2 separate regions of the Homo sapiens genome follow, and region 2 is linked to region 1. Evidence: chromatin contacts called from ENCODE Hi-C or POLR2A ChIA-PET data. All regions are on one chromosome and are shown on one strand. Each heading gives the region's core, a stretch centred on a gene start or an enhancer-like site at or near the end of the contact. The rest is flanking DNA. Distances are from core to core; before and after follow the strand shown. Region 1 has its middle 140 kb from the start of LINC02227. Region 2 has its middle 270 kb from the start of LINC02227.

Region 1 (2,700 bases), core at 85-2,584:
TATATAAAATCATTATGTACCTAAATACATACCAACCAACTAGGCTAAGACAATGAAGAAAAGGTACAGTATGTATGAGAGACATTTAGCAGGAGACCTTAGGAGGAAGTGGAAGGGACAGGGATGCATTTGTGAGGAAGTTACATTTCAGTTGAAACTCAAAGCATGAGTGGTAGTTAACATTAGTTAAAATTATGGTGGTTGCCTCAACATGTTAAACATAGTTTCCTTATCACCTAGCAGTTCTATCTTTAGGTATAAACCCAAGATAAATAAACACATACATCCATACAAAAGCTTGTACATGAATGCCCATAGCGGCATTGTTCATAATAGTCAAAAAATGAAAGTAACTCAAATGTCCATCAACTTGTGAATGGATAAACTAAATGTGGTATATCCATACAATAGGATATTACGTGATGACTAAGAAAAAAACACTGATCCACGGTACAACATGGATGAACCTTGAAAACATTATGATAAGTAAAAGAAGTCATAAACAAAATACGACATATTGGATAATCCTATTTGTTTGAATGTCTGCAATAGGAGACAGAAGAGAGATGCAAAGTAGATTAATGATTTCCTAGGGTTGAGGGAAAATGGAAAGTGAAAGCTTATAGGTAAAAGGGTTTTTTAAAGGGTGATAAAAACGTTTTGAAATAGATGTAATGATGCTTGCACCACTCTATGAATATGCTTGAAACCACTGAATAGTCCACTTTAAGTGGGTGAATTGTGTGTATGTGAATTTTTTTCTTAATAATGAGGTTATAAAAGAGGATGGCTGGAAAAGCTTTGCAGCAGAAGGAACAACTTGAAGTGGAAGAGAATATGGTGTGCAGGAGAAATGGAAAGAAAGTCAATGTGTCTGCAGCACAGAGTAGAGGAGAGAAGTAGTGTTACATGAGGTGGAAACCAGACCCTGCAGGCTTTAGTGACCCAATCAAGGAAGCTGCTCTTAATCGTGAGGGCTATGAGAAGCCACTGAAGGTTTTTAAGCATGAATTTGCCAGATCATATTTGAGGTTTTCAAATTTAATATCATAAATGCCCTATAAAATAAAGCTAATATTTATATCATGAGGTGATTAACGGAGCAGGCAGAATAGTGAAAATCGTATTTTTTATCATTTTCCCTAGAGGAGTGCAGACACTGGAGTTTTGAGATTGTGCTTGAACCGTTAATCGTTAGAAGCAGCATACTTGGTTCACATGCTTTTCATCCACCCTCTGGTGTCCTACATGACTTCATATTGCTCAATGAGGGGACAGGCTAGATGTGGCCACCCTCAGGTGCTGGCCCCATGTTCTCATGTTGCACAGTTTTTGGGATTCTGGGCTTCACCGAGCTCTTTATCCTTGTCCAGATGGCAGAGCAGAGGAAATATCTGGTAAAATGTTAATTCCACCTCATTTAATGCAGCTTACATAGGTGTGGTGTAGTCGAGGCCTCTACAGGAAAAGCTGATTTCAAGTTCTGGCACAAGGATTAGCTGATTCACAAAAGATGTGAGTCTCCGTTTCTTCCCTGCACATCTGTCCTGTCTGCTTTTAATTTGGAAGCACCAGTTTTAATTTAGCGGCAGGACTGTAAACTCCATTTCTGTGAATACAGAATGACATACTTTGTGGAACGGGGGCCTCTGGCCAAGATCTGACTCCTAAGTAATTGATGGCTAGTGACTGGCTGAGAAATGCTCAAATGCAAACACTTCCCATGGCAAAAACCCTGTCGTATCAGCTGGATTACAAACGAGCCTTGCTGGGCTGCTGCCCATTGAAATATAGGCCATGTCTTTAACCACAGTCTCCAAAACCTGGAGGGAGCCTCCAGTTCATTCTAAACATCGATGATCTTTCCAGTCCACAGGTTTCCTTTGTCCTCAGACTTTGTCTGGAGCCTGTGGCCCAATGCACAGATTTCTTCATATTTGGAAGCCAACCATATCGGGAAGGAGGCTTCAGCATTAAGGGTTGTTTTGTTCTGGTGAAAAGGACACTCTTTTCATCACATTTAAAAACCAATTTTTTAAAATCTCACTCATATCCAATATTTTGTGTGTGTGAGAGAGAAAACACAGGCCTAAAGTTACATCACCCTTGTGGTTTGAGAAATCTTTTTCACAATATGTAGACTGTTTTTGGGGCTGGGATTTTTGGAGAAGGGGGAAAAATAGTGGGGCAAGAAGGACAGAGATATGAGACAGAAAATTAAGTCTTTCTGTAAACAAGAAAGAATGGATAAGCAAAGGGAATAAAATGGACAAAACTTCCATGAGTCTGACATCTTCTAGATACAGAGATAGCCGATACAAAATCCCATGATGCCTTTAAAAAATTAATTTAAGTCCACCAGTCTTACATCACCATTGAATCCCTATCACCTGTCATGGTGCCTAGCATATAGTAAGTTTTGATACATATTTTTAAATACATGAATGAGGAAATAAGTAATTATTGCATGCTTACCGTATGCCCAGCACTGCTGTACTCAAAGGGCATGGGAAACATAACTAATGCCACAGGGAAACTTATGGGGAGTCCAGTGTAGAATAATGGTAGGAGGCACAGAGCCCGGAGTTAGCTAGTCCTGGATCTGGGTTTGAGCCCTGCCTCTAACACTTACCAGCTGTGTGGCCTGGGGGAAAATTATTTAAGCTAATTGTTAGTTTCCTTTAATTGGAATGTGGACAA
Region 2 (2,793 bases), core at 12-2,511, 120 kb before region 1:
ATAATTTTCCAGATTACCCTCCAATTCCAAGTGGACAAAGCTCTGTGTTTTTTTTTTTTTTTTGTCCCCCTTCGCCTTCCTTTGGCGATGAGGGGGTATTTTTAACCCAGCACCTTTAAACACAAACACACTAATAAAAATCTCTGAATCTAGACAGACAACATTTGTTAAAAAAAATATGCAGAAAAACAATTTGTACATACTATGAAGAGGCTGAGGAGTTAGGGTGGAGGCACATTTTCTGGGCAAGATTATACCTCTGGTATTTTTAAAATCAGTAAATACATCATAGGTCCAATGTGGCAAGATTTGGTGTGGGTTATATAGCCGCAGTGATCTCTTTTCTGGTCTCAAAGTATTCCTCATGGAGATAGCAAATATGTCATATGAAAAAAGGCTATATAATGCCTATTTCCCACTCCATGCCCAGGTGGCACTGCCACTGACTTCAAAGCATGCCTTATCCTTGTACCTGCCGCCCTGCAGATAATGTATAAAATAGCAGAGAGACAGACACATGTGCATGCCGAGCAGTGTGCTTTAAACATCTCAATATATTACCTGGCATGCGGGGTGCATCCTGACTGCTCTATGGATGCTTCCCTCCCGCCCTCCTGCCTTTGATATGCAAGAAGCTAGGGCCAAATCAGCCACTCCGTCATTTCCATTATAAGTATCTTTGGGGATGCGTGCTTTGGCAGTGAGGTGCCAGGGCCCCAGATTGGACCCCACCATGAAGTTCTCAAAGCTTAGCAATTTTGCAGAATTTAATGGGCGTTGGGAGACGATTTTACAGACTGATTTCCAGGAGCACAAATATTCAAATTGCTCAGCCCCTATTTGAAGACAGATCTGAAGGTGCACCTTACAACCTGTGTGGAGCAGGCTCTTTTGAATCTTGTCCTTGAAACAAAAAAAGGGGGGAGAAAAAGAAAGAAAGAAATGCAGCGCCCCCTGGGACTTTACCGGCAGAGACTCTAAGTGCAGCGTGACTGCAAAGGCCTGCCAGGAGTCCTTGGGGCAGGAGGGAGGAAGGGGATGAGAGAGACCGGAGATGAGAAGGGCCTTCAACAGCCATTGGGGAGGCGGTGGCGGGGGAGAAGAAAGGGAGACACGTACTAAAAACAACAGAAACACAGGTGGAAACGGCCTTGTGGGAAATCAGCCTGTCAACAAACAAAGCTGGAGGCTGGAAACCACTGCCTCACCAGCCCAGCTCCTGGGCAAGGAGATTGTTCTGTAAATAAATTAGCGGTGACTTTGACTGCTTGGAAATTAATACTGACACCATGAAAGCAGCAAATGGCTCCCTTTTATCAGGAGCAGAAGCACTACACTTCGCAAACGGATCTTCTTTGCCTTTCCCTGTTTTATTTTGCTTTGTTTTCTCGGGGAAAGTAAATTAGAGCCACTTACATCAGCAGCTCAGGTTAAAGAAGGGGAAGAAGAGAGAGAGAGAGAAAAAAAAAGTTTCATTTCATGTACCAGTGGCTTAGAACTTCATTTAAAGCTAATCACGCCCCCCACTTTCTGCGAGCCATTTCTGACAGCCAGCATAGCCTAGAATGCCCATTGAGAGACCCAGGCACAGTGAGCTTTGCTGGAGTTGCACCCAAAGAGTGGGGAAGTGGTCTCCAGGTTTCTGTCAATGGTTGAGAAAGTGCAGTTTCTAGAAAGAGTCAAGTCATCTAAGGTCTAACTTTTAAGAGCTGCCCAGTGTGGGCTTCTTCCAGAGGATCTCAGGTATTTCCTTAAACATGTACTCTTCTTCCAGAAAGATGACTGCGTTGTTTTTTTTTGTTTGTTTGTTTTTTACCTTCAGAAGATAGGAGTACCTCCAAATTTATCAGGTAAAATAACTACCTTTATGAACGTGACCCAATAAGGCAAAGCAAAGGCCTTGAAACTGTAATCATGTTTATACTCTTGTGAAAAATCAGAAAATCTGTCTTTTCGCTCTATCTTAATCATTGCCCTTCCCCCAAACAAAATGGACCAGTGATTTTAAAGAATCAGATACCTTTAGAAAAATTGCATATTGCAAATCTCTATCACTCAATATCCTACTAGTAAAAACTCTCTCTTGACAATTTCTGTACATCTGTGGTAAACTCAAAATTGATGGTGGCAAAAAGGACCTTGAAGCCTCATAAACTCTTGAAGCATGTTCTGGACTATAAAAGGTGCAATTATTTAATCTAATTTTACCAGAAATTACAGTTGTCTCTGCCTTGGAAGAGTGATAATCCATAGGTAATAGTCATGGTGACTCTGAAATAGCCAGAATCCTAGATTAGTGAGAATGACTCCAGTACCACCAGACATCAGAGTCTTTATTGCATATTAATTCTTTAGCTCGTGTTGAGACAAGCTTGCTGGGACTCCTTTGTTACTTTGTTACAGTTGCAAACTCCCATGTAGACAAAGAAAGTCAAAAGAAAACTTAGCCCTTGCACACCCAGCAATAAAAGATTGTAATGGACACAAAACACCACAACAAGCTGCTTCATTATGAAGTGAATTAGAGGTGCTGCAACTCGCTGCAGGGATCCCTCAAACTGTCAAGAACTGAGAAACACCTGGGAAGTAGCTGATGCTAGAAGGGACGTAAGGAAAGCACAGGAAAGAAACTAGAATTGTGTCAAGGACATTGGGCACATGAGTGGTGAGCCACAGAGTAAACACGGAGTGACCCATGTTGTGGCTGTCCCCTCCAATCTCACATCGCAGTGCTCTTACCAGGAAGGGCCTTGTTTTCATATGAAGGCACTAGGATGTGTGTTCTGGGATAGA

The links. A loop is a pair of places that touch in the nucleus more often than their neighbours do. ChIA-PET counts read pairs that join two places held with the same protein, here RNA polymerase II (POLR2A). Pooled maps may share reads with other maps.
Region 2: a loop to region 1 is called in a map with no recorded cell type, with 2.2 times the contacts of the local background. The contact joins two enhancer-like sites. A Hi-C loop is called at or near these places in 13 of 37 single-sample maps with no recorded cell type and 4 of 50 pooled maps. POLR2A ChIA-PET finds 5 or more read pairs at or near these places in 1 of 52 experiments (OCI-LY7).

What each region holds. Positions count from the first base shown.
Region 1 is chr5:158,552,711-158,555,410 of GRCh38, reverse strand. No RefSeq gene overlaps it. Among named protein-coding and RNA genes, the nearest start is that of LINC02227, 140 kb to the right of the region's middle. Within about 2 kb of position 1,334, at least 7 of the 41 ENCODE cell types and tissues checked have a DNase peak (open chromatin) inside an H3K27ac peak, as active enhancers do.
Region 2 is chr5:158,675,544-158,678,336 of GRCh38, reverse strand. No RefSeq gene overlaps it. Among named protein-coding and RNA genes, the nearest start is that of LINC02227, 270 kb to the right of the region's middle. RefSeq lists an enhancer at 926-975. Within about 2 kb of position 1,261, at least 3 of the 41 ENCODE cell types and tissues checked have a DNase peak (open chromatin) inside an H3K27ac peak, as active enhancers do.